Linked DNA regions of Homo sapiens: region 1 is linked to region 2. Evidence: read pairs that join two places in POLR2A ChIA-PET (ENCODE). Cell type or tissue: Caco-2. All regions are shown on one strand.

Region 1 (4,000 bases), 300 kb after region 2:
AACCGTATCCCAAGGCAACCACTAATCCTCTTTCTGTCTTGAAATATCTGTCTATTCTAAAGGCTTCATTGAAATGGAATCTTACAACCTATGGTCCTTTGTGAATGGCTTTTCCACTTAGCATGATGTTTTCAAGGTTCATTCATGTTGTATGTAGTATGTGCCAGTACTCTATTCCTTTTTTATGGCCAAATAATATACCATTTAACAGATATGCCATCCTCTTTCTTTTGATTAATCAGCTTTCAATGCTCTGAGCCACCAGATCTCTTACCTATTCTCAGTATTTCCCTCTCTGGGGAGGCCATATCTCTTTCTAGGGGAGATTCAATCTGTGTTTTGCCATAACTAGCCCCAACTGCCTTATTGCTTTTCATAATTCTAGTATCTGAAGGGTTTGCACGTCTGTTTATATGGCCTGTTTTTTTCCCTGCTGATTCTCAGTTACAGGGGCTTGACTCTATATGTTTGCTTTTTCTCTTAGCTATAACATTTTTCTTGTTTGTTTATTTTCTTGAACATAATCTACGGGAATTCTTGCTTATTTACAATGAAGATATAGCCCTCTGGGTTTTCTCTGCAGGTTGTCTTCAAGATTACCTGGAGTGTTCCCTGAACTTGATCTTCTGACCCTTCACCACACACATAGTCTACACAGCAGGATCTCCAGGTCACCAGCTTCAGCAAGACTCCCAAAAATGAAAGCCTTTTTTGGCCCTTGTTTACTTCCCTGGTTTCCTGGTTTCACATCATTGGTGGCTCAGCTTATTCCTCATTTTCACTAAGTGGAAATACATATTTAAGATGATTTTGTTTCAAATCCAGCATGTCAGTTGTTTCAGACAGGAGAGTCATTTAGATATATATAATTCACCATTCTGCATGATGCAGAAATCCTTAGTAAACCTTATTTTCTTGTTCTTTTAACCACATATTTTATTTCCCTTTTTTTTTTTTTTGAAACAGAGTCTCGCTCTGTCACCCAGGCTGGTGTGCAGTGGCACAATCTCGGCTCACTGCAGCCTCCGCCTCCTGGGTTCAAGTGATTCTCCTGCCTCAGCCTCCCGAGTAGCTGGGACCACAGGTGCATGCCACCACTCCTCGCTAATTTTCTTTTTTTGTATTTTTAGTAGAGACGGGGTATCACCATGTTAGCCAGGATGGTCTTGATCTCCTGACCTTGTGATCCGCCCGCCTCAGCCTCCCAAAGTGTTGGGATTACAGGCTCCCATCTTCTTTCTTTGACATGTCAGTAGCATCTATTTCATGATTTAAGACAATTGCTTTTCTTGATGTCTTTATGGGTCCGATATTGCCATGCCTTCTTGGTTTTCATTTATAAGATCTTGTTTCCTTGTATACTTGGACATTTGTATAACCCAACTTTCCTTAGAAGGTTATTTGGGAGAATTGTTTGAGTCTGGGTTTAAGATTCTTTTTTAAGAATTTGGAGATAATTTGCATTTGCTTTGACTAGCATTTGAGGGAACTTACAACCTGGGACTTTAAAATAAGTTATCAGCTAAAGATTCCTTGAACTGCACAGGTAGCGTGAATTAAGACCACAAACCTCCATTAGGTCTTGCAGTTACAAATTCGAAGATCCTTACTCTCCCCGTAGGATCTTTACTTTAGAATGACAAGGGACATCGCCCCCAGGATCGGATATCCTAAACCCGTCCTGCTGCATTCTTCCTTCTTCTCTGACCTGCAGGGCATCCAGAACAAAATGAGTGCCAGTGACCCCAGCTCTTTTATCTTCCTCACCAACATGGCCATGCAGATCAAGACCAAGGTGAGCAGTGCCCAGGGCACAGGACAGCCAGTGGGAGTAGAAACATGCCCCGGGGGGACACACACAAACACACACCATTGCACAGTCCTTTGGGCCCCAGCCACCATAGCGATGCTGAATTCCAGGAGTCCAGGATTCCCAACTATGCTCCCTGCAGAACTCAAGGCAGCCTTGTCCCTATTCCCAGGTATCACATGAATTTGTTTTGTGTCCTTTCATTTAGCTAACATTTTGAATTTCTTTCTTTCTTTCTTTCTTTTTTTTTTTTGAGATGGAGTCTCACTCTGTCATCTAGGCTGGAGTGCAGTGGCATGATCTTGGCTTACTGCAACCTCTGCCTTCTGGGTTTAAGTGAATCTCCTGCCTCAGCCTCCTGAGTAGCTGGGATTACAGGCATGCCCCCCCAGGCCCTGCACCCAGTTAATTTTTGTATTTTTTAGTAGAGACGGGGTTTCTCCATGTTGACCAGGTTGATCTCGAACTCCTGACCTCAGGTGATCCGCCCGCCTCAGCCTCTCAAAATGCTTGTATTACAGGCATGAGCCACCACGCCCAGACAATTTTTTTTTCCTTTTCTGCTTTTCTTACCAACGCTGTACTAGAAGCAAAGTCACGACGATGTTCTTAAAGTTATAATTAATGTGGATATTATTAAACAATGAAAATGAGTTTTGTATATTTCTGATCATCAGCTGTGTTCCAGGGGCTGGACCGGGTGCCTTATTTATGTTATCTCATTTTTAATTCTCACTGGGAGGTAGCAGGGCTAATCCTTTTAAAGATGAGAGAAGGCCTTCTCTTTTTTTTTTTCTTTTCTTTTTCTTTTCCTTTTTATTTTTTTCTTAAGGAAAGGGAAGATAAACATCCATTTGCTATTTTTTTTTCAGCCCCGCAGGCCCACCCACCAGCCAGCCTACATGGTGCCAGCCCCTCCTGCAGGGCCTTGCCTGAGCCTCTCCCATGACTGCTGCTTTCTCTGCCTAGCTTCTGGGCAGTGCCCTGCCAAGATAGAGACCTGTGCCTTTGCCCCAACATTCGTCTGCTCCTTCTACACGATCCCAAGTTATCCAGTTAAGAATCTGCTCTGGAATTCTCCTTGGGAGGCTGAGGCAGGAGAGTCACCTGAGCCCCAGAGGTCAAGGCTGCAGTGAGCGGTGATCGTACCACTGTACTCCAGCTTGGGTGACAGAGAAGAGACCCTGCCTCAAAAAAAAAAAAAAAAGAAAATTTGTATGATCTTTGTATATTAGAGCTTTCTCAAATGCTCATTGAAAGAATGTTGAAGGAATTGTGCCAATCTTTGCTGACTTTTATTTTTCCCACCTCTTAGCCCTAATTACGCCATGATTATCTTCAATGATTCCTAAAAGTCATTTCGTTAGTTTTAGAATTTTTCAGCTCCTAAACTTTGCCTGTTTTTAAGCGGAGACCTGCCTGCAGGCCCTTTCTACCTGTTCACTTTTGGTGGGTTTTGCTTTCCCTTATTGCCTTATTCTCGTGCCTTCTTGTTCTGCTTTCCATGGTGGAGAAGGCAGAAGCCAGTTGGGTTGGGTGCTGCTTTTCTGTCCCCTGTTAACACCCCACTACCTGTCCCAAAGAGCCAGCTGCCCTCCCTGCCATCTCCTTTCCTCTGAGGATGGCTTACTCATCCTTTTTCTTTTATTTATTTATTTTTTTAGAAACAGGATCTTGCCCTGTAACCCAGGCTGGAGTGCAGTGGTACAGTCATAGTACACTGTAACCTCGAACTCCTGGGCTCAAGTGATCCTTCCACCTCACTCTCCTAGGACTTTGGGTGCATGTCACCACACCAGCTAATTCCTTAATTGTTTTTGTAGAGACAGGGGCTCACTATGTCTCACTAAGTTGCCCAGGCTGGTCTTGACCTCCTGGCCTCAATCAATCCTCCCACCTCTGCCTCCCAAAGTGCCGAGGCAGGAGGATCTCCCAAACTCCTCTCCCAAGTTTCAGTTCAATTAGTGCTTTGGCTTTCCCAACTCTAGTCTCCTGTATCTCTGACGATGGGGGAGCACAAAGCTAATCTGCCCCCCGCCTCTCCTGCAGTGAGCCCCATGGTAGCTCAGGCTTTGCAGGAAGGAACAATGGTGGGGCTGCCGGCTGTGCACCTTGGCCTTTCTATGGTCCAGAATGTGACAGCACTCACACCTTTGACTTCCACACTTGGGCCCCTAGCCAGTTTCCAGG
Region 2 (4,000 bases):
AATTATGTTAGTACCATTTCTTAAATAAGTCATTCCCTACTGAAATATAAATGTCTATTTTGTCGTATAACATGTTATATATTTTTGTATCTGTTTCTGTATTTTTTCTAGTCTTTTCTCATGCTATTTCATTGTTTCTGTGGTAAATTTTAATATCTAATAAAGCAAATCACCCTTCACCAATCTTTTTTTACTTTCCTATTTCTTATAAACTTAATAGCTATATGAACATAAACTAATTCTTCCAGTTCCCCACCAACTATCCCAAATAACTATTCGAGTTGTGATTGGTATTGGAGGACCATTTTTCGACAATTTTGGAAGAATTAATATTTTTGTGACACTAAATTTTTTCATCAAGAAATATGGTCTTTTTCTCACTTTTTTTCAGTTTGCATTCTATGCCATCTGGTAAAATGTTAGTGTTTTCCTGTGATAAACTAAGTGATTTTTCCATTAAGTTTACCCTTAGGTATTTTATACTATTTGTTAAGATTATTAAATTATTTTCCTGTTATATTTCTGAGCATTATTATTTTGTTATTGCTTTGTGTTTGTAGTCTTGATTTCCAAATATGTCCCACTGTTGTTTAAAATCCTGTTTGTGTGGGGCATTATTTGTTTTGTTTTTTTGTCGAAGTCTCTTGGATTTTCTAAATGTGTAATACTGTAATCTACAAACAAAGTAATTTGCTGCTGCTTTGCCAGTATTTGTATGGGTTTTTAGTTTCTTGCATTATTGCATAATATGCAACCTAAGGAAACAATTCCAACTAATAATAGTTCTATACTTGTCTCATCCCTGATTTTAAATAGCTATAAAAGCTTACATTTGGAATTACATTTGATTCTGTATTTGCAGGTTTAGAGCATTTTCCTGTTGCTCCTACTTTCATAGAACTTATATTTAGAATGGAGGGTAAATTTTATGTTATTTAATTTTTGTCTTTTCTATTTGGCAATTTATACACTCATGTAATTTTTTTCTCCTCTAATTTATTACACTAAAAGACCTTCCAATCAAAGCCATCCTGGCCTTTCTAAAACCAACTGTTCATATTCACATTTTTTGTATATGCTACTGAATATTTTATTCATAATTTTTGTATCTGCATGCATAAGGGAATGTTGTCATAACTCTCTTTTTGTTATTTCCTTACCAGATTTGGCATTAGGATCTTTTCATCTGTTACCAAAGTCTACTATTAAAATCATGTGTTTGTTTTTGGCTTATGTAGAATTTAAATGTAAAATAATCTGATTTTGGCTACATTTTATTTTTTAATTTCAACATTCTTTTTAAATACGGGGGTACATGTGCAGATTTGTTACATGGGAAGATTGCATGATGCTGATTCTTGGAGTATGGACAGATTCCATCATCCTGGTAGTGAGCATAGTACCCAATAGGTAGTTTTCTAACCCAGCCCCTTTTACTCCACCCTCTGGTAGTCCACACTGTCTATTGTTCCTACATTTATGCCCATGTGTGGTCAATGCTTAGCTCCCAGTTATGAGTGAGAGCATGTGATATTTGATTTTCTGTTACAGCAGTAATTTGCTTAGGATTATTGCACTGTGGAAAGTAGTCTGGAAATTTCTTACAGAAATTAAAACAGAGTTGCCATCCGATCCAGCAATGTCTTTACTAGGTAAATACCCAAAAGAAAATGAATCATTCTACCAACATGACACATGCACTTGTATGTTCATTGCTACACAGTTCACAATAGCAAAGACAGGGAATCAACCCAGGTGATCATCAAAGGTAGACTGGATAAAAAAAACTTGATACATATATTTTTATGGAATACTACACAGCAATAGAAAATAATAAAATCATGTCCTTTGTAGCAACATGGCTGAAGCTGGAGGCCATAACTCTTGTCTACTTTTTAAAAGGTAGATGTTTAATTTCATTTCTGATATTTTCTATTAGTTTGTTCAGGATTTCTATTTTTTTGCAAGTCAATATTGATAGTTTATTCTTGAGGGATAACATCCATTTCTTTTATCAGTAAATATCTTGCCTTGGAGTAGTATGTAGTCTTCTATTAGAAGTCTTTTGTTCTTTTCTCTGTTTCTTCTGTTTCTGTTCTCATAGCTTACAGTCTGTTTTTTTTTTTTTTTTGCTTTTTTCTCTTTCTCTTGTATTTCTTTTAATAAATGCCTTACCAGAAGTTTATCTCTCTCTTTCTTCTTCTCTCTCTGTTTTTGCCATTTAAAAATGAACTTTTGGCTTTATATATCCTTTGCACTATGTCTTGTTCTCCATTTCATTATTTATAGCTTTCATTTTTACAAATTGTTCCATTTGTTATTTTCTAGTTTACTTTGATATTCTTTTATATATTTCCTTGACTATTTACTTGGCTATTTTTGGTCATTCTTTTAAAATCAGGTCTTTTAAAACATCTACTCTTCTAAATTCACTGACGTTTTGGGTTTGACCATATTCAGGAACTTGCATTTATAAAAGCACCCTGAAATTCTTGAAGGTTTCTTTAAATTAATTACACTATTTTCTCTTTAACTCTTTAGCAATACAATTTCCAACATAATATTAATACATTCACTGCTAAAACGCTCACACTTATTGTTTATATTTTCCCAGAGAAACATCCTCATCTTCCAATGAAGTTTCTGTCATGCCAGAATGGGATCACGAGTCTCTTTCTTTCAAACCCAAGAGTCTAACACCACATAAATTACCCAGAGAGCTACCAAAAAATTCAGTTACATCATTCTATTTTGTGGGCTTCTGGGTGTAAAGCCAGTGTCACTTTTCAAATAGGCTGATATCCTGTAGGCTTGAGAAAAGGCAAGGTCTCGTTAGTGTTTATATTCACTAAAGTATCTTGCTCAAGCCCTGGACACCGTAGATTCTAGGACACTATTGACTCTAGGTGTCTGGTGAAACAGTAGGCACTAAAAATTAGAGAAATCACAGTTAAATTTATTTTGAGCCAAGTTTAAGGACTTAACTCTTAACAACACAAACTCAGTACAACCCAGAATGTGTCCCACAGTAGGTTACCTGGGGCACAGTATATATAACAGGAGTATCCGTTTGGCACAGGTGGTAAGAGAAGCAGGGAGAGAAGCAATTGTTGCATTTTTTTATTCTGCTGGGTGCTTGGTGATGCTATATATAAAATAGGGTATGTGTGCAGTTGAGTGGGTAGGGAGAAAGGTGAGGCATCTTAAGGCCTGGTGGAGGGTGACTGATTTCATCCTGTCTTAGTTCTGCATGTGATAAGGAGGTTTATAACCAATACTTGTCAGTGTTAAATATTTAACAAACTCCAGTTACACAGGTAAGAGGTCAGCGGTAGCTTATAGGCCTAGGTTTTATTATCGATGTGCCCAACTGCAGCCATCATGGGCCACTGTTAAAATTTTCTTTTGAACTTTCATTTTTCTGATAATTGCAACCAGTGAGAGGTGAAGAAAAAGTTCAAGGGAATGACCTGATCTTATATCATCCAATACAGGAGATGACTGATGACATGGATTCATACACAAACGTATATCGTATGTTCTCCAAAGAGCCTCAAAAATCAGAAGAAGTTTTGAAAAATTGTGAGATCGTAAACTGGAAACAGAGACTCCAAATCCAAGGTAACGAGTCTGAAGAAATGGGCAAGCAGCTGTGCTTCTCAAATTGTGTCTTCAACTAACAGCATTAGCATCACCTGAGGGCTCATTAGAAATGTAAATTCACAGAAACTCTGGGGACTGGGAGAGGTGGAGCAATCTGTGGTGTGACAAGGACTCCATCTGACTGTGGTGTAAACTCAAGTTTGAGAACTACTAAGCACTGAGGTATTAATCAGGTGGGAGCAGTGTAAGTAGAGAACTCCATGTCTGACAAGATTGCTTTCTTGGCTTTCTTCCCAGGTCTTCAAGAAAGTTTAGGTGAGGGGATAAGAGTGGCTACATTTTCAAAGTCAGTGAAAGTAGAGCATTCGAGAGCACTCCTCTTGGTTACGGAAGATAT

The links. Peaks named below come from ENCODE experiments on the same cell type or tissue, not always from the same donor. Only the 100,000 strongest peaks of a DNase experiment are listed, where the experiment ranks them.
Region 1: POLR2A ChIA-PET joins it to region 2 with 8 read pairs; 2 of 35 experiments call an interaction of 5 or more read pairs at or near these places.

The regions. Positions count from the first base shown.
Region 1 is chr11:59,253,741-59,257,740 of GRCh38, forward strand. It overlaps the pseudogene WARS1P1. Among named protein-coding and RNA genes, the nearest start is that of MPEG1, 43 kb to the left of the region's middle. In Caco-2, no CTCF peak of the experiment used is centred here; a DNase peak (open chromatin) is centred at 1,851.
Region 2 is chr11:58,951,276-58,955,275 of GRCh38, forward strand. It overlaps GLYATL1 (glycine-N-acyltransferase like 1), which reads left to right. Exons shown (of 7, transcript NM_001389712.2): 5 at 3,495-3,621; 6 at 3,901-4,000. The region is part of intron 5 of GLYATL1-AS1 (GLYATL1 antisense RNA 1); the gene reads right to left. Among named protein-coding and RNA genes, the nearest start is that of GLYATL1, 14 kb to the left of the region's middle. In Caco-2, no CTCF peak of the experiment used is centred here; no DNase peak of the experiment used is centred here.